7 separate regions of the Mus musculus genome follow, and regions 1, 2, 4, 5, 6 and 7 are each linked to region 3. The links are chromatin loops, found by intact Hi-C in ENCODE. Cell type or tissue: left cerebral cortex. All regions are shown on one strand. Each heading gives the region's core, and the rest is flanking DNA. Links, peaks and the distances in the headings are about the cores only.

Region 1 (4,371 bases), core at 210-4,209, 140 kb after region 3:
GTCATGAGCTAAAAAATGCAGGGGCTGAAGAAATGGCTCAGTAGTTAGGAACACCCACATCATGCAGCTCTCTCTGTCTCTCTCTGTCGATGTCTCTCTGCTTATCTGTCTCTGTGTGTCTCTCTCTGTGTCTGTGTGTGTGTCTGTGTGTGTGTGTGTGTGTGTGTGTGTGTGTGTGGTGAGATGGGGTATGGAAAGCTAAGGTTGTTGTTTAAATTTTTATTTTCCTTATATGGGTGTTTGCCTGCATTCATGTGAGTAGAACATTTGTGTGCCTGGTGCCCTGAATTGATTGCGTTGAATTCCCTGGAACTGAAGTGACAGGCAGTTGTGAGCCATTGTGCTTGCAGGTGCTGGGAATCATTATGAGACTCATCTTCTGGAAGATTAGCCAGTGCTCTTAACCTCTGAGCCATCTCTCCAACCCCCAGATAAATATTTAAAAAGAAAATGTGTTTACTTCATCTAACCTTCTGAACATTTCTGCCTAACAATAATACAGAATGCTGCAGGGCTGGCCATTTTCTTCTTGTGATGGAGTGGCCATCCGGAGCTATGGCTTCCTGCAGCTGCCCAGCATTGTATTGCTGCCAACACCACACACCAAATTTGCACCACATACCACTAAGCCAGGAAAAGATCCAAATTCAATATTTGAAGCTTCTACTCGGTATAGCCTGTGTTCTTACACTGACTCAGACCACAGTAAACCAGGGACCATCTGCAGCCCGGGTTGCTTGCTGCAACTGGGAGATAGAAAAGAATCCTGTAAGATTTCACTTTTATAGATTGAAAAAAATAAAAAACAAAAAGCAAAACACATACATACACACATACACACACCAAATCAAATGCTCTGAGTTTGGAAGAGGTTAAGAGATTTTCAAAATTCTGCAGCCCTTAGGAAGTCCTTTGCTGCTTGATTACTGTGATGATTAATCTTGTCTGCTTGATGGGATTAGAATCACCATGGCAACCAGCCTCTGAGGATGCCTGTGAGAATTTCTAGACTCTTTTCATTGAAGAAGACTCTGAAATTGGGTGGCACCACTCCCTGAATCGAGCTGAACATTATCATTCTTTTTTCTTTTTCTTTTCTTTTTTTCTGTTTCCTGATCAGCCACCTCAAGAGCCTGCCACCAATGCCTTTACACCAAGAAAGACTGTATGCTGAATGTGTTAGCTAATAGGTCCTTCCTTCCTTCCTTCCTTAAGTGGCTTATGTCAGGTATTCCTTCCTTCACAGCAGTGAGAAAACTAATCCACCACCAAACCCACTTGGCACCAAATTGTGAGATGTGATGACCTGGATCTGTACAAATCCTGCCTGCTCCTTGCTGTCTTGCTGGCATGTGTTCCATGTATTGAATAAGAATGTTAACCACAATTAACCTTATCATCAGCCAGGCACCACTTGCCATTCTTTGCATGTCTGGATTCATTTAACCATTTCCCTATTTTGTAAATGAGGAGCCTGGGGAGGGAAAGACTCCCTGTAACTGGTCACTGTCTCAAAGCTTTGCACAGACTCCAAAGCTGTGATTTCTAGCTTGGAGTGTGTACTGGCTGGTTTTGTGTGTCAGCTTGACACAGGCTGGAGTTATCACAGAGAAAGGAGCTTCAGTTGGGGAAGTGCCTCCATGAGCTCCAGCTGTGGGGCATTTTCTCAGTTGGTGATGAAGGGGGGAGGGCCCATTGTGGGTGGTGCCATCCCTGGGCTGGTAGTCTTGAGTTCTATAAGAGAGCAGGCTGAGCAAGCCAGGGGAAGCAAGCCATTAAGTAACATCCCCCCCATGGCCTCAGCATCAGCTCCTGCTTCCTGGCCTGCTTGAGTTCCAGTCCTGATTTCCTTTGGTGATGAACAGCCGTGTGGAAGTATAAGCTAAATAAACCCTTTCCTCCCCAACTTGCTTCTTGGTCGTGATGTTTTGTGCAGGAATAGAAACCCTGACTAAGGCAGAGTGATTCAAGTTTGTTCTCTTAACTGCAATGCTCTCTAACTGGCACTGGGGTTTAGGTTAACTTAGCCAAGGTCCCCTTGATACCAGATACTCAGCAGTGCTAATGCCCCTAACTCCTACAGGGCCAAGACAGCTCTGTTTCCTTGCAGCCGGCAGAATGCTTGGTCTCCTGCAAGATCCAGGGCTAGAAACCCCTTGTCTTGATGTGAACATTGTATTTGGTTTGGATCGGCCAAAGGTGGCAACTGGGTTAGAGATCAGCTCACCATGATTCATGGTAAAGTAAAATAAAATAAAATAAAATAATCCAAATCAGTTAAAACTTGAGGGACCTGAATGCCTAGGTGAATAAAGCAGAAATGACCTCCTCTGTCTTTAGTTCATTCACAACATGGTCAAACTAGGACTCTCACTCAGTGGAAGGAGCAACGTATGAGGCCCCTGCTTTGATCTCCAGGCCTGGGAGTTGGGTGGGAGATGACGTTCAGCAGGCTTCTTTCTCTGTTTACATTTGAGTTTCTAGAGTCCCTAGCATGCTGGCTCGTCCTCCCTGGGTGAGTTCACTCAGGAATTATGTTGGCAGAATCCCATCAGGATGACTTCAGCCTTTTTCAGCAGGCTAAGAGTGGCAAGTATGGCAGTGGGTATTTTTGTGTGACATCGTCAGGCACCAATATTAACCTCAGGATGGTTGTGAGGAATTCAGCTTGGGGCTCTTCAGTCAGCACACTTGCATGTTCTGATGTCTCAGGTCCCCCTCTTCCTTTTCATCCTCATTTGGCGGGGCGGGGCAGGGTGTGTGTGTGCGCGCGCGCGTGCGTGAAGCACAACTCCACATAGGGAGGGAGGGAGAGGGTGTCTATGGTCTTTTCCAAGCTCTTTCAAATTTACAACCTGTTTTTCATTGTTATTGCATGCACACATGTATATGCATATACATACGCATTGTTATATATAACCTGACTAGTCTGTATATTAATGGATAACCAATTGGTGTGCTCTCCCCTCCCCTGCTCAGCACTCCTTAGTTGTAGGTTCTAAGCCTTGTGGGCTTCTCCCTAGCCACTTTGCCATGTTTATTAGTGTTGTCTGCGTTCAGCTCATGTCTAGGCAGTCATGTTGGTGAGAATTTACAGATATAGCTTCTGACATTACTAGGAGACACAATGTCACATAAAACTTCCTGACCCTCTAGCTCCCAATCTTCCTGTCCCTCTTCTGCAATGTACCCTGAGCCTTAGGCGTGGGAGTGTTTTGTAGATGTAGCCACTGGGACTGGGCTCCATTAACTGTGCCTTATGATGAGTTGAGGTCTTCTGTAGCTGTCTCCTTCAGTTGCAAAGTTCCCTTGCTAAAGGGCAAAGACTACACTTGTCTGTGGGTAAAAGGACAAATATTTAGAATGCAGTCAGTGCTTATGTTGGTTTAATGAAACAATTGTTGTAGATTCCCTAGTAACCACAACTTCGCTAGCATTGAGTAGTTGGCTAGATTGCTGGGAATGGCTTCTCTCTTGTTGAACAGGTAGATCTTAAATTCAACTAGAGAGCTGTTGGTTACCATCTAGATATGTGTACCACTATCTCACCCTTAGGGTTGTTGTGCCACGCTAATTGTTGATTCATAAACATCACAGCTGGGTAGGACTGTTGGTTGTCTCCCTCCTTTGGATGCTTGCCTTCTGTTTCCATGAGAGCCAGTCCTCTGGGAGGGGGCATTCCGGTCAGCTCCAGCCTAGGGGTCATGTCTGAAATACATGGTGCATTTAGCAATAGGGACCTACCTTCCACCTCTGGGGGCAACAAAGGGCAATAGCAATAGGTTATGTTTTGTGAGTCTCTTGGACAGTCAAATGTATTTTGAGACAGGGTCTCTCTAACCTTAGCGGTCCCGGAACTTGTTATGGTAGATCAGGTTGGTCCAAAACTCACAAAGCTCCACTTGCTTCTGACTCCTGAGTGCTGGAAGGCGTGCCCTTCCCTGCCCACCTATTACATTGTGTGTGCACACGGCCTGTGTGTAGGAGTGAGACCATGTAGTCATCAGTTTTCTTCTCTAACTTGGGTCCCCAGGTAGAACGCAGGTTGTCAGACTTAGTGGCAAGTGCGTTTACACACTGAGCCATTCTTTATGGCCCCTCTGGAGCTTTAAATTCACGGGCACAGAATTAATCGTATACTCAGTATCTTCTGAGTACACATGACCCTGAACCCTAGAGGCTCTAAGGAACCCATTCAGAGGGGAACCTGGTCCCATCCAGCTTGGCCACTCAGAAGTGTTAAATAACCCCCAAGACTCTCAGGGCACATTTCTAATTCCCAGTGACCCAGACTCCACACAGCACTTGGGCAGCAATGGGAACTGGCTTCCTTGTGTTCGTGTGAACCATCTCAGCACCGAGGTGATGCCT
Region 2 (4,371 bases), core at 159-4,158, 99 kb after region 3:
CAGTGGACTGGGCCCTCTCACATGAGTCAGTAGTTAAGAAAATACCCTACAAATTTGCCAACACCCCAAGCTTATAAAGGGAGTTTTCTAAACTGACGTTCTGTCCCCTCTAATGTCTCTAGCTTGTGCCAAGTTGGCATAAAACTAGCCAGTCCAGTCACCATGTGGTGCTAGGAATCAAACCCAGGAAAATCAGCTAGTGCCTCTGCCCCCATTTTAAGGACCTATAATATTGGCTGTACTGGGGGTTAGGAATTTAGCTCAGTGGTAGAGCACTTTGCCTAGCAAATACAAGGCTATGGGTTCAAACTTTTTTTTTTTTTGTAAGCCAGGCAGTGGTGCTTTTAATTAATTAATGCTTTTTAAATTTTTTTAATTAATTAATGCTTTTAATCCCAGCACTTGGAAGGCAGAGGCAGATGGATCATAGAATTCAAGGCCAGCCTAGTCTTCAGAGGAAGTTCCAGAATAGCCAGGGGCTACAGAGAAACCCTATTATCTTGAAAAACAATAACAAAAACCCCAAACAAAACAAAGATTAAATAAACACAGCTTCCCTAGTTAAGTCCATTTGTGTATACCATTCCCCCAACACACACAAAGACGTTTATCACCTAAGGCTCTAGAACCTTTTGCCTCTGCAGACAAGAAATTCCAGGACAAGCTCTTTGTATTCATTCCTCATCCTGCTTGAGAGCTACAGCCCCTTCTAAGCTGTACGCCTGGCTTTTAAATGGAATAGATGGAGCAGAGTTCCCCGGTTTCTCAGCTCCAGCAGTTGCACGGTTTTTAATGTCTCCACTGACTGTAATTCTCACATAACTGATGGCCTGTCAGGGCCTGTACCGTCACAAGTCAATAACAACTGTCCAAATGCCTTCTGCTGGATCGTTGTGGTTGAGGTTGGTTTTTTTTTTTTTTGTTTTTGTTTTTCAACAATACTTTGCAGTGCCTCAGTAAGCAGCAGGGGAGGAATGACTCTGGGTAGGAGGGTCTGCATATCCTTGGAAAAGCGGCTGGGCGGATTGATTTTGAACCTGTTGTCTCTTCTGCTTTAAGAAAATAATAGCATTGTATATATAGTGCGTGGACATCTTGTGAGAGTACCACTTAGAAGCAAAGAGCTACGAGGCCCCGGCTTTCCGATTTCTATTCCGTTCTTTTCCCAGTGATTTGACAGCAATCCTTCATTGAGTCTGACGGGAGGGCGGGCGCTGGGCGCTCGGCGGGCGGGCGCTCGGGCAGGAGGGCGCTGAAGCAGTTGGGGTGGGATAACTCCGTGCTGGTGTGGGGGTGTTCGCTTGGCTCTGACCATGATCAAAGACTTGGGGGTGGGGTGCTGAGGGGGAAGGGCAAGAACAAACTGTGACTTGCCAAATTTCCAAGATGGTATTTTTAACTATGAGAGGAAACCAGGGAGCAGCTGAATAGAAAAACATGGCCTTTCTTTCTTTCATTTTTTTTTTTTTCTGAGACAAGCTCTCACTATGTAGTCTTGGCTGGCCTGGAACTCACTATGTAGAGCAGGCCGACCTAATCCATAGAGATCCGCCTGCATCTACCTCCACAGAGCCCATTATACATAATTAAAAATAATTCTTTAAAAATGAATATAATTTAAAATTCTTCAATCCTATAAAGTCCTGTGTATGATTTTTCAATTTTTATTTCATTTTTCCCCCCTTGTTAAGCATTGTCTTTTTGTAACACAATACTTACATGGGCCTCTTCTTGCAGGGGAGTGGGGGGCACTAAGGTTTCTCTTCTAGCTTCTTTTCCTGCTGTCTTGTAAAATCTAACCAAGCCACTGAGGGCTACTTCTTCTGGTAGGGCCTGACCTCTTTAGTGGGTGGGAAATCAGTTCTTTCTGCAGGGAGAGGGAAAGGCCGGGCGGGGTGCTTGGCCCTTAACCGAGCCACTCTTGTCTTCAGCCCAGACATGTCTAGGGAAGGATCGGTGAGGTCTCAAGAAAGGTATTAACAAAATGTGAACCGTAAACTATTCAATTTGGGGAGTTTATATTAACAACTGCAGACCAGTGTCTGGACTTTCCCTCCCCTGTGATTTTCTGACTGGAGCTCGGGCTTAGTTCACAGAGGAACAGCTACTTCAGGGGTTTTGTTGGCTCTCTTCTGTCTTTTGATGTTTTGTTTATTTTTCTTTGCAGGAGCTGGGAGCTGTCTGCAGAGGTGGACACGCTGCTGCTCAGAATCAATCCCCCAGAGCTTCACCCACCCTTGTTTACCGCTGAGCCTTTCTCTTTGGAGCAAATTACTTTCCGTCCTGCAGGGGAGGAGTGGAGGCCTGGAGCTGGATGTGGGGGGAGGAAGGGAGAGGGGCAGCTGAGGTAAACCCATCAGCTAGCTGAGTCCTCCTCTCCATCCTCCCCCAGCCCTCCTCAGCCTCCTGGATAAGCAGCTGTGCTTATCAACTCTGGTTCTCTCTGTCAGTGCTGCCACCTGAGTCCTAGCCCATCTCTCTCCTCTCTCTCTCTCTCTCTCTCTCTCTCTCTCTCTCTCTCTCCTGTTAACCAGCCAGATGCACCCAGACAAATGTTCAGTCTTTCCAAGGTCAGTTTCTCCTATAGAAATTGGGGATAAATTATAGTGCACACACACACACACACACACACACACACACACACACACACACACACGCACGGTCCTTATTGGGAATAAATGAAATAAATTCTTTGAAAAACTACCTAAACTGTAATGTTACTAAAATGTAATTCTATGGCTGCTGACAGTTCTTTCTTTCTTTCTAAACCAAGACAAGGGTCTGATGTAGCTCAGGCTGGCCTCCAACTTGAAGATGCCCTCATATTTCTGATCCTCCTGCTTATGCCTCCTGTTGCTGGGATTATAGATGTGCACCGCATACCTGAACCCCCGTCTTCAAGTGTGGGAGCTTGGTAGACAAGAACTCTACCAACACAGCAATATGCTGGGTCCTCAATAAACATATTTTTCAAGGAGAAAAATTTAATCTTATGGTTTTCTTTTTGTTGGGGGCTCGGGGGAATTCGAGACAAGAGTTTCTCTGTGTAGCTCTGGCTGACCTAGAACTCACTCTGTAGAAGGAAATTGCAGACCCACATGCATCTGCCTCCAGAGTGCTGGCATTAAAGGCATCTGCCATCACCAGCATTGTGTTTGTTTTGTTCTTATTGTTTGTTTGTTTGTTTGTTTATGTTCGTTGGTGTTTTTCTTGCATGGGGTGTCAGAGCCCTGGAACTGGAGTTATAGACAGTTGCAAGCTGCCATATGGATGCTGGTAATTGAACCTGGGTCCTCTGGAAGAGCACCCAGTGTTTTTAACCACTGAGCCATCCTATAGTTTCTTAAAATCGACTTTTTGCAGGACTGGAGAGATGGCTCAGAGGCTAAGAGGGTAACACTGCTCTTTCAGAGGACCTGAATTTGACTCCTAGCGCTGAAGTCAGGCAGCGCATAATCACCTGTAACTCTAGTTCCAGAGCATCTGACCTCCTCTGCTGGCCTCAGAGGGCACCTGCACTCAGGTGGCACACGTGCACACACACATACATACACACAAATAGAAATGGGCAGAGGAGGAAGTCGATCTCTGTAAATCCCCAGGTCAGCCTGGTCTGTTCAGAGCTCCAGACCAGGCAGGCCTACATAGTTAGATCTTGTCTTCAATATATATAATGTATAACATTTCTCCTTTGAGACTCATCCTCTGAGAGATCCCTAACATTTTTAACTATGAACAGAAATACCCCAGGAAAAGCCTGTCTATGTTGAAGGTCTTACTAGACTGATTAATTAAAATTTTGGTGATTATAGTAAACTGGAATGTCAAGTAGGAGTCATATTATCTAGGGCCCTCTATTCTGCCTCATTAGACACAATTCACTGCCTACTGTATTCCACCTAGCATCCATCCTTGTGATTTTTTTTTTTTTTTTTTAAGATTTATTTATTATATGTAAGTACACTGAAGCTGTCTTCAGACACTCCAGAAGAGGGCGCCAGATCTCGTTACGGATGGTTGTGAGCCACCATGTGGTTGCTGGGATTTGAACTCCTGACCTTCGGAAGAGCAGTCGGGTGCTCTTACCCACTGAGCCATCTCACCAGCCCCCCATCCTTGTGATTAATGGGTATATATATGCACATAGGCACATAGATGTGTATATATGACTCAAATGTGTCAGTTCAAAATGCATCATTGGGAAATAAGAAGAGTGGACTTTGACATGCATCTGTCAGGAGTATCGTCAGAGTCTTGACTCCCAGAGTATATATGCCCTGTGGATACCAAAGCTTAAGGTTTGAGATATCTCCATTTCATCCAAAAATTCTGATTCTGTGGTTATTATTTTGTATTATTTCTAAACTCCCT
Region 3 (4,371 bases), core at 77-4,076:
AGGTTGCTGTGTCTGGAATGACTTTCTTCAACCCCTGTTATATCTGTTTCTTCAGCCTTTGGGAAGGAGTCACTTCCTGGATAAATCTACCCCTGAGTGGTTTGCAGTAAGCCAAGCCTGCTGTATAAGGGCAAACGGCGAGCTGCCGCTGCCACCACCATCTCCATCTTTGGACTTTTCATAGAGCATGTTAGATGATGATTTTTAACAGACAAGATCAAAAGAGCTAATGAACAGCACATAAACATCTTAGAACTCACAGGGACCTGGTAAAGTGGTCGGAACTGCTGCCTCTGGGAGCAGGTGCTGCCTCTGGGAGCAGGTGACACACTTCACAGCCATTCAAATAGGAGTAGAGATCTCGAATCCAAGCTACTCCTGAGCAATCTTTCTAGAAATCAGTTCTACAATGTCCCATGCAGTGGACTTGATTATCTCTGAAAGTGCCATGGTTTGCCCTTCCTTACCTTTGCCATCTTCTTCAGGACTACGTGGCACAGCTCTTAGCGTATGGAAGTAACCGCCTGCTTCTTTACACCTGTAGTGCAGCCGCATGCACGAGAACTTGGGTTTGCCGAAAAGAGTAGGTTCAGGACCTAACACAAATGAGTGTGTTACAAGTTGTTTTTCACATAACACTCTCTGCCTTTACTTCAAATACACATATATCACCAGACTGTGAGCATATTTCTATTCATAATTTAATCAAGATATAAACTTACAGCCATTTATAAAAATGTTTTCATAGTGTGTGAATCTTGACATTTCATGCATGTGTGTGTCCTGACCATAACAAGGCAGCCATGTCTTATGCCCTCTGTTTTATCATGAACATAAGATTTTGAGGCCATAAGAACACTTCTTCGGTTGTAATTGTTTAAACTTTTTGATCACTGGAGTTCTCAAGAGGCACAAGATGAAAGCAACCATACCCATTATTAGTCTCTAAAGAAAAGGGAAGTCTGCCATCACAGATGGCTTAGAGCATCCTCTTTTGTGGGTTAGTTAATGTGCTAGCATTTACCTATTTCTATTCTTTCCAGGTCTTCTAGGCCCAGTCGTTGATACTGGTTTACTTTATCAACTTCGTCATCATAACTAGGGAAAGGCAAGCACAACAAAGGTTAAAAGCAAGGGTTTGGCTCTGGCTACAAAGCTGAGGTAGAATGTTATGAGCTACCACATGCACTTAAAGTCAAATCTTTCCAGCATGCATTCCAGAATGAAGTGAAACATAAAAAGTATATATTAAATAAATAAGAGGGACAGCCCAGCACTCAGGAGGCAGAGGCATGTGGACTCCTGTGAATTCCAGACCAGCTTGGTCTATAGAAGGAGCTCTAGGCCAGCCAAGGCTACATAACAGAGAGACCCTGTCTCGGGGTGGGAGGAGTGTAACATAATTTAACAACTAATAGAGAATTTTACATATAAAGAAAATTACAAAGAAATAATTTCAGTTTTATAAACAAAATATAAACAAGCCTAAAATGAAGGCAATATACATTGGAACGCTTTAGCTAAGGAATGTACAGCGGATGGGTCTGAGATCCCAAATCAATGAAGAAAACTGTCATGACCTGAGCCAAAGGCATATGGAATGACAGGAAAACGGCAGCTTAAACCAAGCTGAAAAAGTAAAGGGGACATTTTACTCAGGAAATGCATTAAGCCTGCATCCTGGACAGCTCATGGAACAAGCGAGCACTCAGCTTTGGAAGTGGCACAGATAATTGCCTTTTTGGAGATGGCGCTAATAAACCACCAAAGTCACATAATTGATCATATGCTTGTAACCAAGGAGACGCTGAAAGTCGCATAATCATATGCTTGTAACCATGGCAACACTGACGTGCACACATGCGCACATACAAGCTGTGCATCTGCAGAGCTGAATCATTCAATGGCAAAAGCTGCAGGGAATTCAGTGTCAAACAATGGGGAAAATACAGTAAGACAAGCCATGATACATGGCCTCTGTGATTAAACAGAGTGCGTGATGCCCAGATTGTGATGAATTCCAAGTAATACTAAGCTAAAACAGTGATAAATAACTCAAAATTTGAAAGATTATTTAAAGGGCTCAATGAAATCTCATATATACATGAAGACAAAAAACAAACTAAAAGCTTTAAATCAATGGCGACTTACTAGGCCACATAGTAGGCAGCGTTAGACAGCAGCAGCAGCACTTCCACATCTCTGTGCGCAGCGTCAGTGAGGCTGTACAGATACGATTCCTGATCAATTATTTTTATCCACATTTTTGCAAGCATATTCCTACTTACAAGAAAAGATTGCCCAGGGGAACAAATGAAAATGAAATGATTGTACTTCTGAAGTTAAATTTAATACAGAAGCAATCTACATCCATTTTGGGGGGAAAAAACTTAAACACCTCTCCCCACTCCCACCATTAGGAGGGAGCCGATGTGAGCCCGAGCGGAAGGGAGGTCTGTTCCAGACATGACCAGAAGGGGGCGCAGTCCTCAAAGGAAAGGGATAATGTAAGAGGGGAAAATGGTGAAAGAGGTGGCTACTGGGAAGAAGAAAGAAAAACGTGACACGCAGAAGGAGAAATCATATGTTACCTCACATTTGCCAGTATTCAAAATAGCATACTAGACGCTGAGTATATTTTTGCACTACTAGAAAACAGCTATTCTGAAATAGTCTTAGATAAACTGTTGTGAACATGAAGGCAAGCCACACTCCATTTTTCTCACTATAGATTTCACTTGGCTTTCAAGGAATGAGTAAGCACTGCCTTATGGCCATTTTGTCGCATTATCCTTCCCTCCCTGCCCCCCCCCATTCATTCATATTCTCTCTCTCTCTCTTTCTCATACACACACACACACACACACACACACACACACCCCACTACCACTACCACCACTGAAACATTTTAGAATGGAATTCAGGTGAATTGTTGAACCATTTTAAACCAAGACTATCAAGACTATAGTAAAATGCACATCTTGAGATGCTTCTAATAAGGAAATGGCCAAGGATTAAAAGATACAAATAATCAACAAGCAGGCATAACCCAAACTCAAATGAAAATTTTAACGTAATTTCTAATCTGGCATGGGTAGCCTTTCCAGCCGAGTCTGTTAAACTGCAGATTCTGATTGCTGATCTTTAGATTCCACCATAAGATTTTTCTGCCACAGGATCTCAAACCCATCTCATCTGCTGGCTCTTACTATTATAAAAGCAGTAGCAAAAGCAAACAAAAAAAAGACCCAGATAGGAAATATCAATTATGGATGGAACTTAAGCCACTGACAAGCGTGCCTGGGAATGAGGTCACTGCCAGACGGCACTGCCGAGGACTGCGGCTTTACCAAAGCCTGTACCTCGGCTTTCCGCATCAGCACCACCTGGTTGCAACCCAAATTCAACAGTTTTTAATCTGAAATGATTTCCTCAGTTTTCACCTACACTCTAGACCTCAATGAATGAACAGACGTACCTAATAAAACATAGACTCATTCTGCCAGCCAGTATCTGAGTAAGAGAAGACCATAAATCCAGAGATCCTGGCAGCATAGCAGAATGATATGGTAAATGGAAGTGAGTTTTACGCATGATACTTACTGCATTCTGAAAACTGCTGCTTGAGCCGAGCCACGCCAAAAATTCCATCACGACACAATTTTTACACACACACCAAAAAACAAAAAAAACAAAAAAAAAAAAAAAAAACCCAAAAAACAAAAAACCCTACAGTGTCACTTCCATCCTGCCTATTCTAGAGTTAGTATTTACATCAGTCAAAAACATTATGTCCTTATCTAAAAGCATTTGGCACAAAACAAGCGGTCGAGTGTTGTCGGCCTTTTTCCCCCTCCCACCCCATTTTTACTGCAGTCTTAGGTGCAGTAAATAATCCCTCCCTGTCCATACCCCCACCCTTTTAAAAAAGAAAAAGCACATTTGGTACGGACAAGAAAAACAAAAAACAACAAAAAAACCCTTATGTATAACCCCACCCACCCCCTGCATTGCAGCTCCTTGCTGCTGCCCTAATCATTTTTGTTTTCCCGCCACTGTGGCAAACCTTCCTTCCATACTATAAAAACAAAAATTGCCAAAACTACATGCAGCCCAACCACGGAGACAATGGTCGCATAAAAAGCGCTGTCTTCCGGGGACATTAACATCAAGCTTTGGAAAAGAAGTAATTTACAGGAAAAATACAGCCCCACTGGCACTTTAACCATAAGTCCTGCAAAAAGAAGGAAAATCTTAAAAGTCATGGCGAGAACGCCATCGGACTTAGGTTCCGCAGCGTTGGCAGCTGGAGCGCGAGGCGCAGGTGGCGGCTGCCGATGGGAGCGCGGCATCCTCTGTCTACACCGCACC
Region 4 (4,371 bases), core at 274-4,273, 390 kb after region 3:
AAAAGAAGTGACAAGCTCCAGGATTCCAGGATAGGTGGCCTAGCCTCCAGCATCCTCTAGCACGCTGCTGTCTGCCCAGACCACAACTCTGACACCACTTGCCTAGGATACTGGGTCACATGGAGTCTCTTTGAGAACAAGAACAAAAGCTCTCAAGCTGCATGGACCTGTGGTTAGGCTGCTGGAAATGCTGGGCCTTAGCATCCTCTCAAACCACACCTTTAGGCCTGCCTGTAACAGAGGGTACTTGGGAAAATGTGGGGAAAAAGGCTTCCCAGAGAGGGCCCAGTCTCGCTAGGATGCCCCAGCCTCTAGCACCCTCTTGTTAGAGAACAGGGTAGGTGGTAATGGGGGATCAGGTGTGTGTGTGTGTGTGTGTGTGTGTGTGTGTGTGTGTGGTGCAGGTGTGTATGTGATGGAGGGCACTTGGAGAAAAAGGACCCTAGGACACACTGAGAGAGGCCAGGCCAGTGGGCAAACTGGACCCTAGCACCCACAGTCTCAGAACTCTGAGGCCAGTCCAGGATGGAGGGTGTTCAGAGAAAAGGAAAAAAAAAAAAAGTTCCAGGACTTTCTGGAGGTGGAGTTGGAGGCTTGGGGGCAGGGGGTGGGAGGGGGGGACAGAGATTGGAAATGAGGGAGGGCAGCATGGGAGGGGCCTCCCCAGCAGCCTTTCATAGTCCCAGAAAGAGGTAAACCTTATGGTTGACCCGCTCAAGCCTGTAGCCCCGGTTTCTGAATAAGAAAAATGGATTGGCAGTAACTGGCATGGCACTGGACCCTAGCACCCACAGTCACAATTCCAGGACCTTAGAAAGAGTTTAAGGTCAGTATGGTCTACATAGTGAGACTCTGTTTCAAAAGAAGTTACTTGAAAGACCCCACTCTACCTTTCACACCCCAGGTGCTGAAGAAAATGAAAGATAGGCTTACCGGGAGCATGGTGTTGATAGTGAGATAGACTCCTGAATCTAGAAACTTGAAGGAACCTGTTTAGGTGAGATTTCTCAGAGTACAGGAAATCGAGAGGATTTACCAGGCTCACACTGTAATTAGTGATGCTGCGTTCCATAACAAATGCATACAACCTTACCCAAATAGACTCGATTCTCTGTAACTTAAAATGTATGTGTGTATGCAAAAGTGTGAATCAGAGAGGCAGAGAGGCAGAGAGGCAGAGAGGCAGAGGCAGAGGCAGAGGCAGAGGCAGAGGCAGAGGCAGAGGCAGAGGAAGAGGCAGAGGCAGAGGCAGAGGCAGAGGCAGAGGCAGAGGCAGAGGCAGAGGCAGAGGCAGAGGCAGAGGCAGAGGCAGAGGCAGAGGCAGAGGCAGAGGCAGAGGCAGAGGCAGAGGCAGAGGCAGAGGCAGAGGCAGAGGCAGAGGCAGAGGCAGATGGATCTTGTAACTTCAAGGCCAGTGTTCTACATGGTGAGACTCTGTCTCAAAAATAAAACCTAAGTTAAATTAAATGCATTTATGGAATCTTTAGATCACAATCTACTATGAAATAGTAGCCAATCCTCTACTCCTTGGAACACACAAACTAGGAATTTCTTATTCGCAGCAGAGAAGATCCGAACAATGCAGAGGAGGTCTAGACACCAGCACTAAGGACAGAACGATTACGACAGTCTTCATTTACAGATACCAAAAGGGCATATTACTTGTATTCTTCGTTCAGTTAAGGCAAAATGATATAGTTAAGCCATTTTCTAGGTGTTATTAAAAAATAATGACAGCTTCTCTCTCTCTCTCTCTCTCTCTCTCTCTCTCTCTCTCTCTTTCTCTCTCTCTCCCCTCTGTCATTGTTCCTTTCCTATAATACATATGTGTATGAGAACATGATGGAGGAACATCCCTTTCCTCCAAGGTCAGTGACATTATTAAATATCATCTATTATGATAATGTTTAAATTTTACCATTATTATCTTTTTTTTTTTTTTGAGACAGGGTATCCCTCTGTAGATCATGCTTGCTTGTAGAAAACAAAAATCACAGAAATTATACAAGGTAAAGAAAATGAAATGTAGGGAATCCAAAAAAGAAGAAAAAAAAAAAAAAAAAAAAAAGAAAGAAAGAGATTTAGTGACGTAACCGGCAGGGCTAGCTGTGCTCCTCCAGCGCCTTCCTTCCCAAGTTAAGGGGAGTGTTTGCCACCTCGTGTTCATCGGAGGCAACAACTACTAATTAGGTTTGGGAGTGCTGGCCAGTGCCTAGCAGGAATACAGAGAAAGCCCCTCTCTCAGAGAAATGAATGCATAGCACAGCAATACATTAAAAAATGTGCTAAACTGAAAGAAACAGGGAAGGCAGGGGTTGGGTGGGGCAGGAAGTAGGAAGGGGGCTGAGGTGTGGAAGGAGAGAAGTAAGAAAAGATCCATTCAACCTGGCTCCATTAGGAAGAGGGCCAGAGAGATCCTGTCAGGCCTGTCTCCCTTTCTTCCCGCTCACCATAAAAAAAGTAAAGGCTAGAGAGCCAATCTTGATTATTAGTAATAAACAACAATAATAAATAATTTAAAATACTTTTTGAGAGGCTCACTGCTCCCATGGCAGCGCTCAGGGGGAAGTCCTGGGCCAGGCGGTGAGATTGTGTTTCTGCAAAGCTGAGGGTAACAATGGTGGCACAATCAATCTGGCTTGCTGGCTTCCAGAATAAATGTAATCAAATTAAATTATGAGGTAAAATCAAATAAGCCAAAATACATGTGGGTGTGGAGTCTCTTCAAAAACGTGGCTGAGTTTGGAAATCAGCGTGGATGCTTCTGTTCCCCTCAGCTGCGGTGATGCAATACCTTGGAAGTATCAATTACGCTTTTGTAGGACCTCACAGCTAGAGTTAATAATATACCTGAAGTCCCTTAAGACTGCCCCGCTAGTGTGTACTCAAACTGTTTGCTTCACCTGCCTTTAGGAGAACAATGTAGCAATCAGTATTACTCCCTTGGGTTTCCCACATAACCAACTTTTAGAACCTAAGCTTGATTCGAAGAAACTCAAAGCAATAAAACAGATGTTACAAAGGACACACTGACAGATTTGCTTAGGAGACCTTAAGTCACACAAATGGAATTTAGCTAAAGGGTCGCTGCCTCCACAATACCCAAGGGTAAGTAGTCTGTTGTCCAAGCCTGATGGAGATAAGAGAAATCTAGGGTCCTAGGATGTCAGTGTTTACTCCCCCGGATTGACCACCCATTAGGTTCTATTCCCAAAGATCCATAGCCCAGATGGGCAGTTCACTGGGGTAGCGTGGGGTCACAACCATCAATAGTCCTCATCTGCCATTAAGTCCCCTGTGTTCTTATCAAGAAGAGCATAGTTCTGCCAGGTGGGGAAGATGGACCTGGTTAACAACTATCAAAAAAGAACACTGGTACCTAAAATAATTCTGGTAATATATAATATCTTTGCCGTGAAAACCTCCCATTTGCTTAAGTGGCAGACTTACAGTCTCCTGTCTCTGTTTAAATTGTTGAGAGTGTAACCTGGGGCCAGACTCAAAAGAGATTTAAGGATAACAGCATATGTGGAATGCATAAACCTAAGATGTATATGAGCTAATGAAATCTTCTTTTGGGGGTTGACTCTTATCTGGGCATTAGCCCCAATGCACCAGGTGCTTAAGTAAAGAGTTTCCCTTTATTTCTAACTGTGTGGAGGGATTTCTCATTGAGAAGGCATGTTATTTCTGTAACAATATAATTAAATTTGTTTTATTAGAGAAAGAGAAGTGGAAACATCAGTTATCAATTATCCCGCAGCATCTGGTGGAAACATACACAGGGAGCTACTGAACGGCTCTTTACAGGATTGTGTTCAGTAACTTTGTAGATAGAAAATTACCTTGGGGTGGTATTTAAACCAAGGAAAGGGCAATGTACAAATATGAATTTTTACTATTTTTTTCATTTGTGGAGACTTGAGTTGCTAAACATCACATTTTTTCTTCCTTTTTTTTGGGTGTATTTCTTTTCCCTGTTCTGGTATTTTGTTTTTAGAGCCCTTACAGTGGATTGAAACCCATTTCACAGCCTTTAAGTATTTGAATCTTTTCATATTTGTGCATTAGAGTGGTTATTTTACGTGTTATTCCTCTTTACTTTTTAGTTCTGCGTGTCTTCTGCCTGACTGTGTTTGTTCGAGGAGGATGGCTGAGGTGTGGGAACAACACCGCATCCATGCAGACGAGCTGTGAGGAGCTCTGCGCATCCCAGAAGGCGATTCTGTCTCTCTTTCCTTTGCAATGCCCAGGGGTGGTTGGGAAGGATTATGTCTTCATTGTTGGAAAACCAGCTGACAAAAATCACTTCAGGTCTCTGCTGCTTACAATACACACTCTGGCAAATGTGCTGGTTAAGAAAATAATGAT
Region 5 (4,371 bases), core at 187-4,186, 80 kb after region 3:
CTAAACAGCATTCAGATCAATTAAATATTACTAAAATAGCTGTATTTGAGATCTTAAATACTGGATAGGTTAAACTAGTCAATAACTACAGGATACTTTCTAAGGCTTCCAATGGCCTGTTAAATCTGAACTATGATGGCCTCTGCCTTCCTCTAGGCGCTACCTACGTTTGTGGGTGATGGGATACGTATCTACGAAATGAGATACACTGAACTGTGATGCTATACCAAACTTTTGATAATGGTGAAAAGTTTTACACTTGCTCTCTGATACGAACTTTGGACAAACAAAGAGCAAACCTCAGGGCTAGCTCCAGGAAAGGGCCCGGCTAAACTTTCTGCTTGAGAAAACTGACCTGCGGAGATGAAAAGTCCTGTCTGATGAGCTGAGAAGGACTCCAAGCTCCCTCCATTTATGCATTCCAGCTGCCAGGAATTTGGCCCGCGGGACTTTTACAGCTAAATTCCCCCCTGCTTTACACCTTGCAGGGTGACAGGCTAGGAAAAGTGGTCAGATTAGAATAAAGTGGCCCATCATCTATTCCAAGGTCACCAAAAGTCTTACTGTGGCCACCGTAGTGCCTCCATTCTGAAAAGAGGAAATAAAATACAGCGGCAAGAAAATACAACCAGAGCCATATTTCTGAAGAAGAAAAAAAGTTGTTCTTCACCGCTCTAGCAGAGTAACTTTGCAGGTCTCCGTAAGGACACAATGGACACTGATGAAAAGTGTCACCAAACCGCTCCACTTTCTGGGATCTCACACTTCTCTCCTCACCTGAGAAAGAAGATCCTGACCCTACTCTTTCAGGCTGCTGTGGGGATTGGCACTAAGACACGAAAGGACCTGTCCTCAGAAGCCATCCCATAAGAGGTAACAGGATGACCTAAAAAGCTCCCTTGAAGTTATTCTACTGGATGTACTCAAAGAACGCAGGAAAACGTCCAATGCCGTGGCTCGTTCAAGAGTTCCAGTCTCACTTTTCCTAAAGTAAAAAAGTGTTGACCAATGAAGGAAAAAAGCACTGGAGAACTAAGTAGAAGCTGCCCAAACTCCTCCGAGCGATAACTGACCGCAGCTGTCTGAGAACAGGAGCTACTATTTAAGCCAACTAACTGCAAACAAAGTTTTCTAAAGCAAACTGATGGCTGGAGACTTTGACCTCTCCTAACTGTGTGTGACAGACATCCAACACGACTTCTTCTTGAAAATGGCAATTCATACACTAGTTTTCGATCAAGTCCTGTGAGGTAACCGTCCTGAAGTCACTCTTTAATAAGTGACCGGGAACAACTCAAGGATGTCAAGAAGGAGTGTCCCGCATTAGGTTCCACTGAACTGATGGGACTGGAACCCAGAACTTCCCACGCTGGACCGTGAGAAGACGCTGCAGGTGGAGGCCTACGAGGGGTTCATAAGGGACCCTATCCCCGCACCCCAGGCCCCAGATACTGGAAGAGGTGCACTAAAGGGGGTGACCGGCCTTCCCCGCCTCCCTGAGGCAGGAGGACTCCCCGAAGCGGCGGCCGCTCCCCTCAGGACTAGCGCTGACATCCCCAAGCGTCCCGCCCAGCCTCGCGATCCCGGGGCCGGAGGGGCCGGGCCGCGCCCCCCGCGCTCCAGCTGGCCCGCGCGCCCCACCCAGCCCGCGCCGCGCGCCTCACCCGGTCGGAGCTGCAGGCCGCCGTCGCGCCGGCTGCACCACAGGGCACGCTCGCCCTGCTGCAGGATGTAGTGGTCCTTAGCCTGAAAGAGCTCCATGCCGGCCCCACGCGCTCCGGGAGGCGGCGGTCCCCCGGCCCAGGCACGGCAGCGGCCCGCCCTGGAGCGATGCTGGAGTCCTCCTCCACCGAGACCACCAGAGTCCGTGCCTCAAGGAGACTCCGAGGACCCAGCCCACGGAAGAACAGAGTGGGGAAGCACTCGGGGGCCTGACCCGCGGGCCAAGAACACGCTTGGGCGGCCGAGGCCCGGGAGGCCTTTTCCCCCTCCCCCCACAACTCCTGTACCTAGGCTCCGCCCCCTATCCTGAGACTCCACCTCCTACAGTTCATCCTGGCTCCCTCTAGACTCCGCCTCCTCCCAGGTTCCTCCCCTCAGCGTGCAACTTTCCCTCCTATAGTTCCTCCCCTCTCCCTTAGGCTCCGCCCTTGCTCAGGCTCCTCCTCCGACCTTCCGACTCCGCCTCCCTCTGTAGTTCTCCGAAAGCCCTCCTAGGCCCCGCCCTGGTCCCGCCCACGAGTTTCTGGCTCAGCCCTCTCCCAGCCTGTGTCTCAATCCTCTTTCTCCTTTCAGCTCTCGCCGCACCTCTTTCAGTTCCTCCCTCTCTGTCTATAGCCTCTACTCCTCTGCCTCTCCCACTCGCCGGCCTTACCAGCTGCGACCTCAGGCAGGCCCTGAGCCTAAGTCTGGTTATACTGGCTCGACGCCCTTTATGCAGCCATTTCTTGATCTTTCCCTGATGTGCAAGCCAGTCCTTCATTCCTTCCATTAGCTCCTAGAAAAGTCTGGTCAAGTCCCCGAATCCACCTGACATTCCTTCCTCCTCGGAGTACATTTACCCCTAGTCTGAGCAAAGACCAAACCAAGCCCAGAAGTACAGCCATGGTTGTCTCCAGGGTTCTACCCCAAGTTAGCACTCGGCTGAGCAGAGGCCGCTCTGTTTTGGCATTTCCTATTAGAACCTGGACACCAATAATCATTTAGTAAATGCACATTAGTGGAGATGTGTCTCCACAGAATACACACTTAGAGTTAGCTGGGCTAGTGAGGAGAAGGTACAGCAAAGTCTGAGAAGCCGGCCTACAGGAAGTCAGTAAAAGGGACGTCACTCAGAGATGGTAAAATGGCCAGGTGTCAATCTGAACCAGAAAGATTTAGGAGAAAAAGCTTCCAGTTCTAGACCTATCTCCCAGTCTCCAGACTTTGGGTCTGTCTTGTTCTGTGTGATCTTGGGACAATTTTAGTCTCTACTGATTGAATTCGTGACCTTTACTACACTCTTAGACTCCCAATTCTGTATGTTCCTGTCTTCCTTTAAAGCAATCTTTAAAAAAAAAAAAAAAAAAAAGAGGCCTAACCACCGGAGCTGGGTGGCTCAAGAGTACTTTGCTACTTTTGCAGAGGACCTCCGGTTCAGTTCCCAGCACCTCCAGGGCAGCTCACAACCAACTGTGATGAGACACCTCTTCTGACCTCTGTTCCTGTATGGGTGTAGTGCACAGGTTCATAAATATAAAGTAAATGGTGGTGCTGCTGCTGCTGGTGGTGGTGCTGCTGGTGGTGGTGCTGCTGTGTTGGGAGCCGCGCCCACATTCGCCGTTACAAGATGGCGCTGACAGCTGTGTTCTAAGTGGTAAACAAATAATCTGCGCATGTGCCAAGGGTATCTTATGACTACTTGTGCTCTGCCTTCCCCGTGACGTCAACTCGGCCGATGGGCTGCAGCCAATCAGGGAGTGACACGTCCGAGGCGAAGGAGAATGCTCCTTAAGAGGGACGGGGTTTCGTTTTCTCTCTCTCTCTTGCTTCGCTCTCTTGCTTCTCTCTCTTGCTTCTCTCTCTTGCTTTTCTCTCTCTCTTGCTTTTCTCTCTCTCTTGCTCTTTCGCTCTCTTGCTTTTCTCTCTCTCTTGCTTCTTGCTCTCTTGCTTCTTGCACTCTGTTCCTGAAGATGTAAGAATAAAGCTTTGCCGCAGAAGATTCTGGTCTGTGGTGTTCTTCCTGGCCGGTCGTGAGAACGCGTCTAATAACAATTGGTGCCGAATTCCGGGACGAGAAAAAAACTCGGGACTGGCGCAAGGAGGATCCCTCATTCCGGAACCAGAACTGCGGATCACGTTTATAAAGGTTCCCATAAAACAGACTGTTGAGAAGGATTCAACTGCCGAATTCAGAACTCATCAGCTGGGGAACGACGGTGATAAAGGTTCCCGTAAAGCAGACTGTTAAGAAGGATTCAACTGTATGAATTCAGAACTTTTCAGCTGGGGAACGAGAGTACCAGTGAGTACAGCTTCACGAGGTAAGCCTGGCCTTGAACTTTCTAACGAAATTCAAGACAGTCTATCAGAAGTAAAGTGGAAAATGTTTGGCCTTGAATTTTTTCTAATGTTAGGAGCCCTTTTGTTCCTTTTCACATGTTATCAAGTGATTAAGATAGGGCTGAAAATTCTAGAGGAAATTCAGGACAAGCTATCAGAAGTAAAGCGGGGAGAGAGAATAGGAACAAAGAGGAAATATGGTACACAAAATAAGTATACAGGCCTTTCCAAGGGTCTTGAACCCGAGGAAAAGTTTAGGTCAGGTAAGAATACCTGGAGAGAGATTAGAAGAAAAAGAGGAAAAAGGGAAAAGAAGAAAGATCAATTAGC
Region 6 (4,371 bases), core at 171-4,170, 440 kb after region 3:
GCCTCCTGAGTGCTGGGGTTAATGGTGTGCACCACCACGCCAGTCTGATTCTTAAAGGTGGATATGTGAGTATATGCCACTGCTCAAGGTACTGAACTTACTTGCCCAGCTATAGGTTTATTGCAGGAGCCACAGAGGCCTTTGGCCTGTGTGGGGACACCACGACGGCTGAGGTCAGACTGCAGCAGGCCCAGCATGGTGTCCAGACTGCCTTTGCTAGTCTGTCCTGGTGGAGATGGGCATCCTTCACGGGTGGGGCTCGCTGCTGGAGGCTGAGGTGGCCCTGAGGCTGGAAGCTGCAGTAAAGAGGACACTGAGTCAACAAAGCCACAGACTGGAAGCATCACGACTGGATTGGTGAGCCACAAAGTGACACGGACCAAAATCCTTGCAGACTCACATGGTTCTGAACACGGAAGTCAGAGAGCGAGGCCATCAGTCTATCCAGTTCCTGAGTGGCGGAGGTGGCTGAAGGCTTTGAGGGGGCAGGGAATGGGCTGGGAGGGCTGTGGAGGACACCGTGAATCACCTCAGAACCTGCCAGCCTAACACCCCTCTGGTAAGTCAGGCATGCAGGACCCATCATCCGCTTCCCAGCCCTGCCCACTCTACCAAACTCACACAGTGGGTGAGCTCTTGTCTTCAGATTGGTCCTCCTTCTCTTCCCCTTCAGCCATTTTACTAGATGGGAACTGAGACATGATTTCATCTGGAGAGATGAGAGAACAACACTGGCAAGGAGCCCATATCAGTCCACCCTCCCAGTGAAGGCTTCCCGTCCTTTAATGGCTCCTCGGACAGTTTGAGTCCCTTAGACTCTGCCCTTCTTTGCCCTGTCCCCAAGCCATCCAAGACTGTCTCGGTAACCCTGGTACCTGTAATGTTGAACTGGGTGGCATTAAGTTCCTGAAGCAAACGGTCTAGCTCACAGAGGCCATTGCCCAACACACCACTGGAAGAGGAGAATGGAGGAGCCACAGGGGCCACAGGCTTTGGGGACCGAGGCTTGCATACTGTGCTAAGGGCAGGAGGGAACCTGGGTTTAGGGTAGGGAATCCGAGTCCCCTCCTCTGAACTGAAACTGGCTTCCCCATCTTCCTAGCCCAGTTCCCAGGCCCCTCACCTGTATAGATGATCCTTGTCCCCAGTGGTTCCTGAAGATTCTCCAGACCCTGTCTATAGAGAGTAGAGGTATTTGTGGAAGGACAGTCATGTTCCTTGCCTCACTCAGACTCTGATGTCCCCTAGCCCAGACCAACCCAGGCCCTAATGGCTACCCCCAGAACCCAAAATCTCATCTCACCTGTGGCTGGTGGCCATAGGGTGGGGGAGGTGTGAGTGTCTCTGGTGGGCGCTCTTTTGGAGCCCCTAACCGTGACATGTGTGAAGTGGTGGTCTCCAGGTCAGAGAGCAGGGCATCTGTGGTGAGAGGCCCTCAGGGTGAGAGTTTGGGAAGGAGGGGATGTCAAGGTCTTAAGAGGTTAGAGTATAAAGGATTTCAAGTGTCCGTGTTTTAAAAGGTAGAAAGCCGGTGTTAAAGGCAGCGGCCAAAACCATACTCACAGGGTCAGACCAAGGCAAAAAAGTAGAATAGTAGCGCGGGGGGAGTGGGGATGGAGGGGCGGAGGGGGAGGGATGGGGTGGCGGGGTATTTATGATCAGACCTCTCCCTTGACTTACCCTGGGAGCCAAGTACAAACCAACTAATGATCTTTTATTCTCTCCATCTTTTCTGGTGCAGCCCAGATTGTCTCTTACTGTACCCAAATTGTTCAATCGGCTGTATGTTTGACACCCAACTTCCTGATTAGATGTTTGCTGTGACATACTTACTACTTCTCCCCAGCTTGGTCCACTTGGCCACACTGAAGTCTAGCCCTGTCCTTTAAGTGGCCCTGGCAGGGAGCGGCTTTTTGGTGTACGTCTTATCCATGTACTATTATTGACGAGCGCCCTCTGCTGCTGGATCTAGAAATTCTGCCACGAAGAGCAGAGTCTTCTAGTCTCAGCCTAGGCGAATAGAGGGGACGAGATGCCTGGGGCGCTTTATCTACGCCCCGTCCCTTTACTCTTCTCCGAGCCTCTACGGTAGAAGCCTTAGACTTCTTTCTATAACCCTGGCATTCTCTATTATTCTCTTTCTTGCCCTGAGGACTTTCTTGACCTCTGCTCTACCTGGGAGCACTCAACTCTTCTTGAAACCCTGATATAGGTCCTTTTCATCTCCGAAACTCCAGGTCACACTCTCCTCTCTAGTCTATTTTCCCAGTCCCGGGACTCAGTGATCTCTTAACCCCTTCCTACCCAGAGTCTCTGAATCCAGGCCCCCGTGGGTGCCTCAACACTTTGTCCATTGCACAAGCAGGATTGAGTGAGCAGAGAGAGCCAGGGAAGAACGGAGGGAGCGGCTTGTCGCAAGCGAGGCAGGAAAGGGAGAGGCAGGAAAGGGTATGTGGATTTGGGAGGGAGGCACAGGCAGGCTGAGGCGAGAAAATGGAGAGAGAAAGCTGAGATGGGGAAGAAGTGTGAGTTGGGAAGGGGATAGATGCGGGGAAGGATGAGAGGCTAGGGGGATCTCCTCACTCACCCAGGTCCTCCATGGCGGTGCGCTGGCGGACAGCTTGGGGAGAGTAGGGCGGGGGCCGTGTCCGGTGGGGGCGGAGGACGGGGAGGGGGGGGACGTCAGGGAGTTAGAAGCAGGGCCGTGACCATGTATGGAAGCCGGGACCCGCTGGGATACAGTGGGGGGGGGGGGAGCGATGAAGGGGGAGCATGGAGACATGAAGAAAGACAGCACTAGGGCCCACCCAATCCAGCTTTGTGGCTCTGTTTAGAGGAGGCCACACCCCAGCCTTTGCCTCAGCGGCAGCGAGTCCCTAAAGCTGAAACCAAGTCAGAGTGGTTCTTCCATAGCTCCTGCCTAAGGAGTCTCATAAACGGAGGGCCCCAAGCCCGCACCTCCCAAAGCCAGCAGAGTTCAAAGTAGGGCCCCGCTCGCACCCTGGGCATTTTAAAAAGACTTGCGGAATTTGGTTAGAGGCAGGAGTGACATTCTAAGGATCTGGCAGACTACAGGTTTTGACTGCCAGCCTAACGGCAGGAGGCATACATAATAAGAAATGTCTCACAGAGAACAGAGATCCAGACTCTAAGGCAGGACTTTCCCTGAAAGACAGACCTGGGAATAGATACACAGAACAGGGAAAGCAAACCTCAGACCTTAACCCCATGTAAACTCCCAGGATAACAAACCCATTCCTAACACGGAGGAGGTGACCAGAGCCCGTTCCAAAATAACCCTTTCCTAAGGTACTGGTGAAAGAGAAGAAAACGCCACTGACCAGCCACAGAGTGATATGAAGCTGTCTGTGAACTGACCCCTAAAGAAGTCAAGTTGGAAACACCTGGAGATGGGTATGGACAGATGGCTGCTGTCTTGCAGGCATCCTGGAGGACAGATCTAAGCCATAGAATGTGGGGCCCCAACTCTGGAGCAAGTCAGAACCTGGGAAATTTGGTAAAAATACTGAAGCCCAGCATAGCCCTCCATGCCAGCCTAAATCAACCAGAAAGGGACCAGGCCTAAGTACATTTTTTTCAAAAGTTAGGATCTCACTATGGAACTGTCCTAGAACTCCAAAGAGGTACTCTTGGGTCTGCCTCCTCCATGCTGGGATTAAAGGTGTGTGCCACCACAGCACACCCTAATGCATAACCTAGGCAGAGATTTGAAACCCCAGAGGCTCAGGGTCAGCAAGAACCATCTTACCTCACCTTTCTGAAATGCCCAGGCCCTGGCAGGCTTAGTCTAGGGCTCTTGAGAGCCCAGGCAAGGGAACCCTTCCTTCACCCGTGTGCCAGCAGAGGGGCTTTCTCTGAAAGTGACTAAGAATGGGCCTCAGAAACCATACGAACATAGCAGGTTTCCCACTAAGCAGTTGACATTTAACTGGCTTGGACCGATAAGATGGCTCAGCAGGTAAAGTATTTTCTGCCAAGCCAGATGCCCTGAATTTGGTCCCTAGGGCCAGATGATGGAAGCCGAGAATGGTTCCCTTCAAGTTGTCCCGACTTCCACATAGGGAGCACGGCCTGCACATACCTACTACACTAATAAATGGTTTTTGAAAAAACTGGCTCAAGAGCTCGGAACAGACACAGCCTGACAGGTAAAGGACAGTCAGAAGACAGAAGTGTTCTGCCATGCTCCACACAAGTACCCAGCCCAAACCTCTTAACCCTGGCCAGGTTATGTATTTAGATGGGTGGCTGTGTCTAAGCAATGAGGACTTATAAACAGAAAGCAGGCCTCCACTGGGGCTCAAAACTCCATCCTAGAGAAAACCCACCATACCCCAGGTCTGTAGTAGC
Region 7 (4,371 bases), core at 216-4,215, 250 kb after region 3:
AAAACTTCCAACAGGTAATTCAATTTTTCTTAGCATCTTTTAAGGTTTCCATCTTACATACCTACATAGGAGCTTTGGGAATTATAAAATAAACAGTAAAATAAAGCATATAGCTGCTTTCAGTTGATTGTGTAAAATGCTATTTCAAAATTGTTTTATGGTATTAACTGAATCTTAATACTTTCTTTTTACAGGTGTCACCACCCCAATAAACTTAGACAGTGATAGATAACAGAGTCCTATTCACAGAAGGGTGCTTACTTAGTTTTTCTCTTCCTTGTCTCCCACTCTTTCTTCAAATACGGTGTTTGTTCTTGTTCCCTAAAACAGTCATTTGCTTTTTCCTAGGTTGACTACAGTCAGTGGGGCCAGTGGAGCCAAGTGTATGGAAACCCACAACAGTATGGACAGTATATGGCAAATGGGTGGCAAGTACCACCCTATGGAGTATATGGGCAGCCGTGGAACCAACAAGGATTTGGAGTAGAGTGAGTTGTTTTGGTTTTTCCATTGTAGAAACAGATGCGCTTCTGGCAAAAGATGCGCTTAACAGATGAGCTTCTGTGTTCTCCTAGGGGAGAGTCTATTGGAATGATTGTACATTAAGGCATTTGGGCTGTAGATGTTACAGTAACAAATCTCAGGAAATATGGTTTGTAATGCTTTTAATTATAGAGATGGGGAATGCAATGTGACCTCTTGGTAGAATTTGACTCATCTACAGTTGCATTTTCATTTAATTTTGTGTATATAAACATCTTTGTCTAGAATATGCTCAGAAACATGATGTTTTTGTATTTTACCTTTCTAAGACATCTTTGCAAGTTACATGACAGAGCAGTTTGCTTTCTGTGGTGATGGTGGAGTGGATATGTTGCTTCACTTTCTCTCCTAGGCTGAGCTACACCTTTATTTTCACTGTTTAATTGAGAATACTGCAAAAGTCAATGCTGTAACAAGAGTACTGCCTGCTAAGTTGTTTATTTTTATTTTTGTAAGACAATGTTTTCACTGTAGCCCAGGCTGACCTCAGACTTAGACTCATAGCAGCAGTCCTGTCCCAACCTTCCAGTTACAAGGATTACAGCTCTGTTGTTGTTGTTGTTGTTACTATTATTATATTTTTATTTTTGAGACAGGGTCTCTCTGTGTAGCCCTGGCTGTCCTGGCTGTTTACTTTTTGAGATGGTCTCAGTATAAACCCTGGTTGGCCTGTAATTATATCAACTGGTTTAGCCTCAAACTCAAAAAGATCCACCTGCTTCTGCCTTCCACGTGCTGGGATTAAAAGTATGTGCCATCATGCCCAGCCCTCATTATTATTATTATTATTTTAAATATCAGCTTTCAGGTAGTCTGCAGACTGGAGGTAAGTTGTGATGATCTTAACAAAATGCGCTGGTTGTAGGGCATCGTATCGTGTAAAGATACCTGGGGCTGACCCCCAAGCACAGCAGTGTAGTAAAAGCAAAGGAGAGGCAGCTTTAAAACATAATGGTAGTGTGTGTGTTCTGTTTGTTGTAGATTTGTGGTTTATCTTTATGTTCTGGGATTAGACTCTGCCTGAGTTTATAAAGCTGTATAGATTATCTTTTTCTCGTGTTTGCTGAAGATTTTTTCCCCCTTTCTTACAAGTCAATCCCCTTCTGCTGCTTGGATGGGTGGATTTGGTGCTCAGCCTCCTCAAGGACAAGCCCCTCCCCCTGTAATACCTCCTCCAAACCAAGCTGGGTATGGAATGGCAAGCTTCCCGACACAGTGAGCTGGGACTCGAAACACGATTGTAATTCACCACAGGCTGCAGTCTCCTGTCACACTCTGAAGACATGAAAAGTAAACATCGGAAAATGAAAATATTTATTTTAAAAATTGAAATGTTTGGAACCTTTAGCACAGCTTTGCTTGGTGAAGGACACATGTCTTCTAGTTCTGCCTTTTTAAGTTTTTGTTCATGATGGATATGAACATGATTTTTCTTTGTGTACAAAAAACTAAAATAAAGTCAATAAAGACAATTCTGACTATAAATTTTGATATAATAGGAGAAATGGGTAATACACTTCGATCCTTAGACACTATTCCATTTTTATCTTGCTGTTCAGTATTTTAACTCACTGTGTTTTTAAAAGAGCAAAAAAGGGAGTATCGTGAAAAACTGAGAATCACATCAGTTCGTCCTGAATCCTGATACTCCCCTCCCGTCCCTGAGGCGGACCACATAGAAGGCAGCAGGAGAAAGTGTGATTTCAGAAGAAGTCCATGATGTGGGAGTCGCTGTGGAAGAAATATGTTATTCTCTTATGTTAAAGAAAATGAAGCCAGACTGAAAGCGTGCAGCCTGAATAAGGACCAGCATCGTAGAAGGTTCTTGAACGATTGTTGGTGGTCCATATTAAGACATATTTTTAAAACTTTAAAAGTGTTGGTTATCAAAAATGTATATTACATTTCATTTGGGGGAAAATTCCAAGTATGGTGTTTATATTAAAGTCAGACGGTCATACTTGTGCTTTTACATGGAGTTTAAATGATAAACATTGTAAATATTGAATAACTACAGTGTTTCAAAAGCATGCTTCAACATAGAAGTAGCAGCAATGTAATTATTCGAGGTGACAAGTAACATGCTCGCTGCCAGTGCAGTGCTCAGTAGCAGTGTTAACACTGATGTCTCCACGTCTTCACGGTTGGCCATGTAAAAGGAGAAGGACACAAATGACTACACAGAAGAAGCCTTAATTTAATTTCATACAAATCTTTGATGCATTAGTATATTCTAAATTGTAAGTAGAAGTTAGATTTGGGCTTTTTTCCCCTTTCTTCCTTTCTTTCATTTCCTTTTGTTTTGTTTTATTTGGTACATAAATACCTTGATTAAAACCCAGTGAAGTGATTTCAGGGTTGCTATAAGTTGTATAGCACAAGTTTTTTTTTTGTTTTTTTTTGTTTTTTTAAGAAATCTTGGGATGTTTTTAAAAATTAGTCTATTTTGCCCAAGAATTTTCTTAACAAGATTGCTAAAACATCTTACTTAGACAACCTGATGTATCAGTTATAATCTGATAACCAATTTGAGTCGTACACAAGTTGTGACTTTTTATTTCTAATTTGTTTTTTCTTTGGGAGTGTGTGGGTGACAGATGTGAATAGGCCTGAGTTGTATGTGTGCAGTTTTAACTGAATCTTTAGGAAGATGCGGGAGTTCCAGGCATGCTCCCCTGACATCTTTCAGTCTATGTGGATACAGTCTGCCTCATAGTTCTATACAATGGGAATGTGAAATAGATAAAATCCTATGTGTTTCAATTGTGACAACTAGGAGGTGCAAATGTTTTGATAGTGTGTTAAACCTGTTGGCCTGTGTATGCACAAGAGCAAAAAACCCTAACCTAACCTTCTTGAGGTAAGATGGGTAAGACACATGAAGCCGTTGAAGTCTAAAGATTAAGATAATGTGGTTTTTTTTATATTGGTGACCACAAAGATTCTGGAGTTTATTCCCTCCTTCACTTAGGAACACAGCCAAATGTATTCAGCATAAAAATGTACAGGGTCTGAAGTTCTTTTTTGAGCCAAAATCTTTATGTACTTTAGTTGGGTTTTTTTTTTTTTTTTTTTGGTTTTTAAACACAACTACCCTGTGTTAACACTCGTCAGTGACTAAATAGACCCCTGGAGTTTTTTGATTTGGGTGTTTTGTTTTGTTTTTGTTTTTGTTTTTGTCTTTTTGTCATACCTTTGGGGGATATTTTTGGAAAAGTTATTTTATATTTTATAAGAAGAAAACAAGCTATATTTTGCCCTTGAGTTAAGATTTTCATTAAATTTTGTGAAACTCGAACAACCTAAAGGCTTTTTAAGTTGATAAATTGATAAAAGCTTACTAAATTAAAATTTCAGTTTCCCTTTTTTTCCTCTGCCAGTAAATTAAGTGGCTTACTGAGATAACTAATGGCTAACTCTAGCTGTAGTCTTTTCTCTTTTATATCCTATGAGTTAATAAAACTATCCAGACTAGTTACATTGCCATAGTAAGCATGTGACTGACATCTTTTGTCTTAATTTGGATGAGAAAAAAAAATTTTTTTTTGGTAAGTCAGTCACAGTCATTTCACAGCAAATAGTTTTAAGATAGAAAGGACATGTGCAAATGAAATGCACCATTTTAGGAAATGAGATGATCAAGCTAACACAGGTCCAGACTGTCTTACAATGCAGATTTGAGTTTGTGCCCTCCGTCCACTTTAAGCCTAAGAACTGTTGCCTTTTCTTTCCTGTGTTCGTCAAGAACAGCAGAGAGACTCTTTGGCATGCAAGGAAATGTCTCTTCATAGTTTCTTGAGATTTATCTTGGTGTGTTTCTGCCTGCCA

The links. Hi-C counts contacts between places; a loop is a spot of excess contacts. Peaks named below come from ENCODE experiments on the same cell type or tissue, not always from the same donor. Only the 100,000 strongest peaks of a DNase experiment are listed, where the experiment ranks them.
Region 1: it touches region 3 in a loop (2.2-fold over the local background); 14 of 42 quality-filtered maps call a loop at or near these places.
Region 2: a loop joins it to region 3, with 2.6 times the contacts of the local background. A loop is called at or near these places in 7 of 42 quality-filtered maps.
Region 4: a loop joins it to region 3, with 2.7 times the contacts of the local background. A loop is called at or near these places in 11 of 42 quality-filtered maps.
Region 5: a loop joins it to region 3, with 2.3 times the contacts of the local background. A loop is called at or near these places in 5 of 42 quality-filtered maps.
Region 6: it touches region 3 in a loop (5-fold over the local background); 18 of 42 quality-filtered maps call a loop at or near these places.
Region 7: it touches region 3 in a loop (2.7-fold over the local background); 9 of 42 quality-filtered maps call a loop at or near these places.

What each region holds. Positions count from the first base shown.
Region 1 is chr7:128,547,509-128,551,879 of GRCm38, reverse strand. No RefSeq gene overlaps it. Among named protein-coding and RNA genes, the nearest start is that of Bag3, 26 kb to the right of the region's middle. In left cerebral cortex, for the core only: no CTCF peak of the experiment used is centred there; DNase peaks (open chromatin) are centred at 349, 658, 952 and 2,540; H3K27ac peaks cover 1,029 bases.
Region 2 is chr7:128,589,456-128,593,826 of GRCm38, reverse strand. No RefSeq gene overlaps it. Among named protein-coding and RNA genes, the nearest start is that of Inpp5f, 20 kb to the left of the region's middle. In left cerebral cortex, for the core only: CTCF peaks have their summits at 2,257, 3,875 and 4,076; DNase peaks (open chromatin) are centred at 825, 1,316 and 2,283; H3K27ac peaks cover 2,307 bases.
Region 3 is chr7:128,688,479-128,692,849 of GRCm38, reverse strand. Inpp5f (inositol polyphosphate-5-phosphatase F) reads right to left here. Exons shown (of 20, transcript NM_178641.5): 16 at 2,152-2,223; 17 at 1,025-1,098; 18 at 468-596. It also overlaps the pseudogene Gm16044. Among named protein-coding and RNA genes, the nearest start is that of Mcmbp, 50 kb to the left of the region's middle. In left cerebral cortex, for the core only: a CTCF peak has its summit at 2,455 (motif pointing right); DNase peaks (open chromatin) are centred at 1,303, 1,848, 2,525 and 3,379; H3K4me3 peaks cover 3,086 bases; H3K27ac peaks cover 2,498 bases.
Region 4 is chr7:128,302,856-128,307,226 of GRCm38, reverse strand. No RefSeq gene overlaps it. Among named protein-coding and RNA genes, the nearest start is that of Rusf1, 6.9 kb to the right of the region's middle. In left cerebral cortex, for the core only: a CTCF peak has its summit at 2,163; a DNase peak (open chromatin) is centred at 2,146.
Region 5 is chr7:128,608,985-128,613,355 of GRCm38, reverse strand. It overlaps Inpp5f (inositol polyphosphate-5-phosphatase F), which reads right to left and starts at 1,991. Exons shown (of 20, transcript NM_178641.5): 1 at 1,665-1,991. The coding sequence starts at 1,761. In left cerebral cortex, for the core only: no CTCF peak of the experiment used is centred there; DNase peaks (open chromatin) are centred at 1,131 and 2,141; H3K4me3 peaks cover 2,098 bases; H3K27ac peaks cover 1,414 bases.
Region 6 is chr7:128,245,225-128,249,595 of GRCm38, reverse strand. It overlaps Tgfb1i1 (transforming growth factor beta 1 induced transcript 1), which reads right to left and starts at 2,784. Exons shown (of 11, transcript NM_001289550.1): 1 at 2,588-2,784; 2 at 1,304-1,419; 3 at 1,124-1,176; 4 at 876-1,018; 5 at 622-709; 6 at 401-506; 7 at 102-296. The coding sequence starts at 2,600. In left cerebral cortex, for the core only: a CTCF peak has its summit at 1,969 (motif pointing left); DNase peaks (open chromatin) are centred at 1,962, 2,437 and 2,876; H3K4me3 peaks cover 2,036 bases; H3K27ac peaks cover 2,048 bases.
Region 7 is chr7:128,439,924-128,444,294 of GRCm38, reverse strand. It overlaps Tial1 (Tia1 cytotoxic granule-associated RNA binding protein-like 1), which reads left to right. Exons shown (of 12, transcript NM_001347640.1): 10 at 1-14; 11 at 349-488; 12 at 1,636-4,371. The coding sequence ends at 1,762. Among named protein-coding and RNA genes, the nearest start is that of Gm32765, 12 kb to the right of the region's middle. In left cerebral cortex, for the core only: no CTCF peak of the experiment used is centred there; no DNase peak of the experiment used is centred there.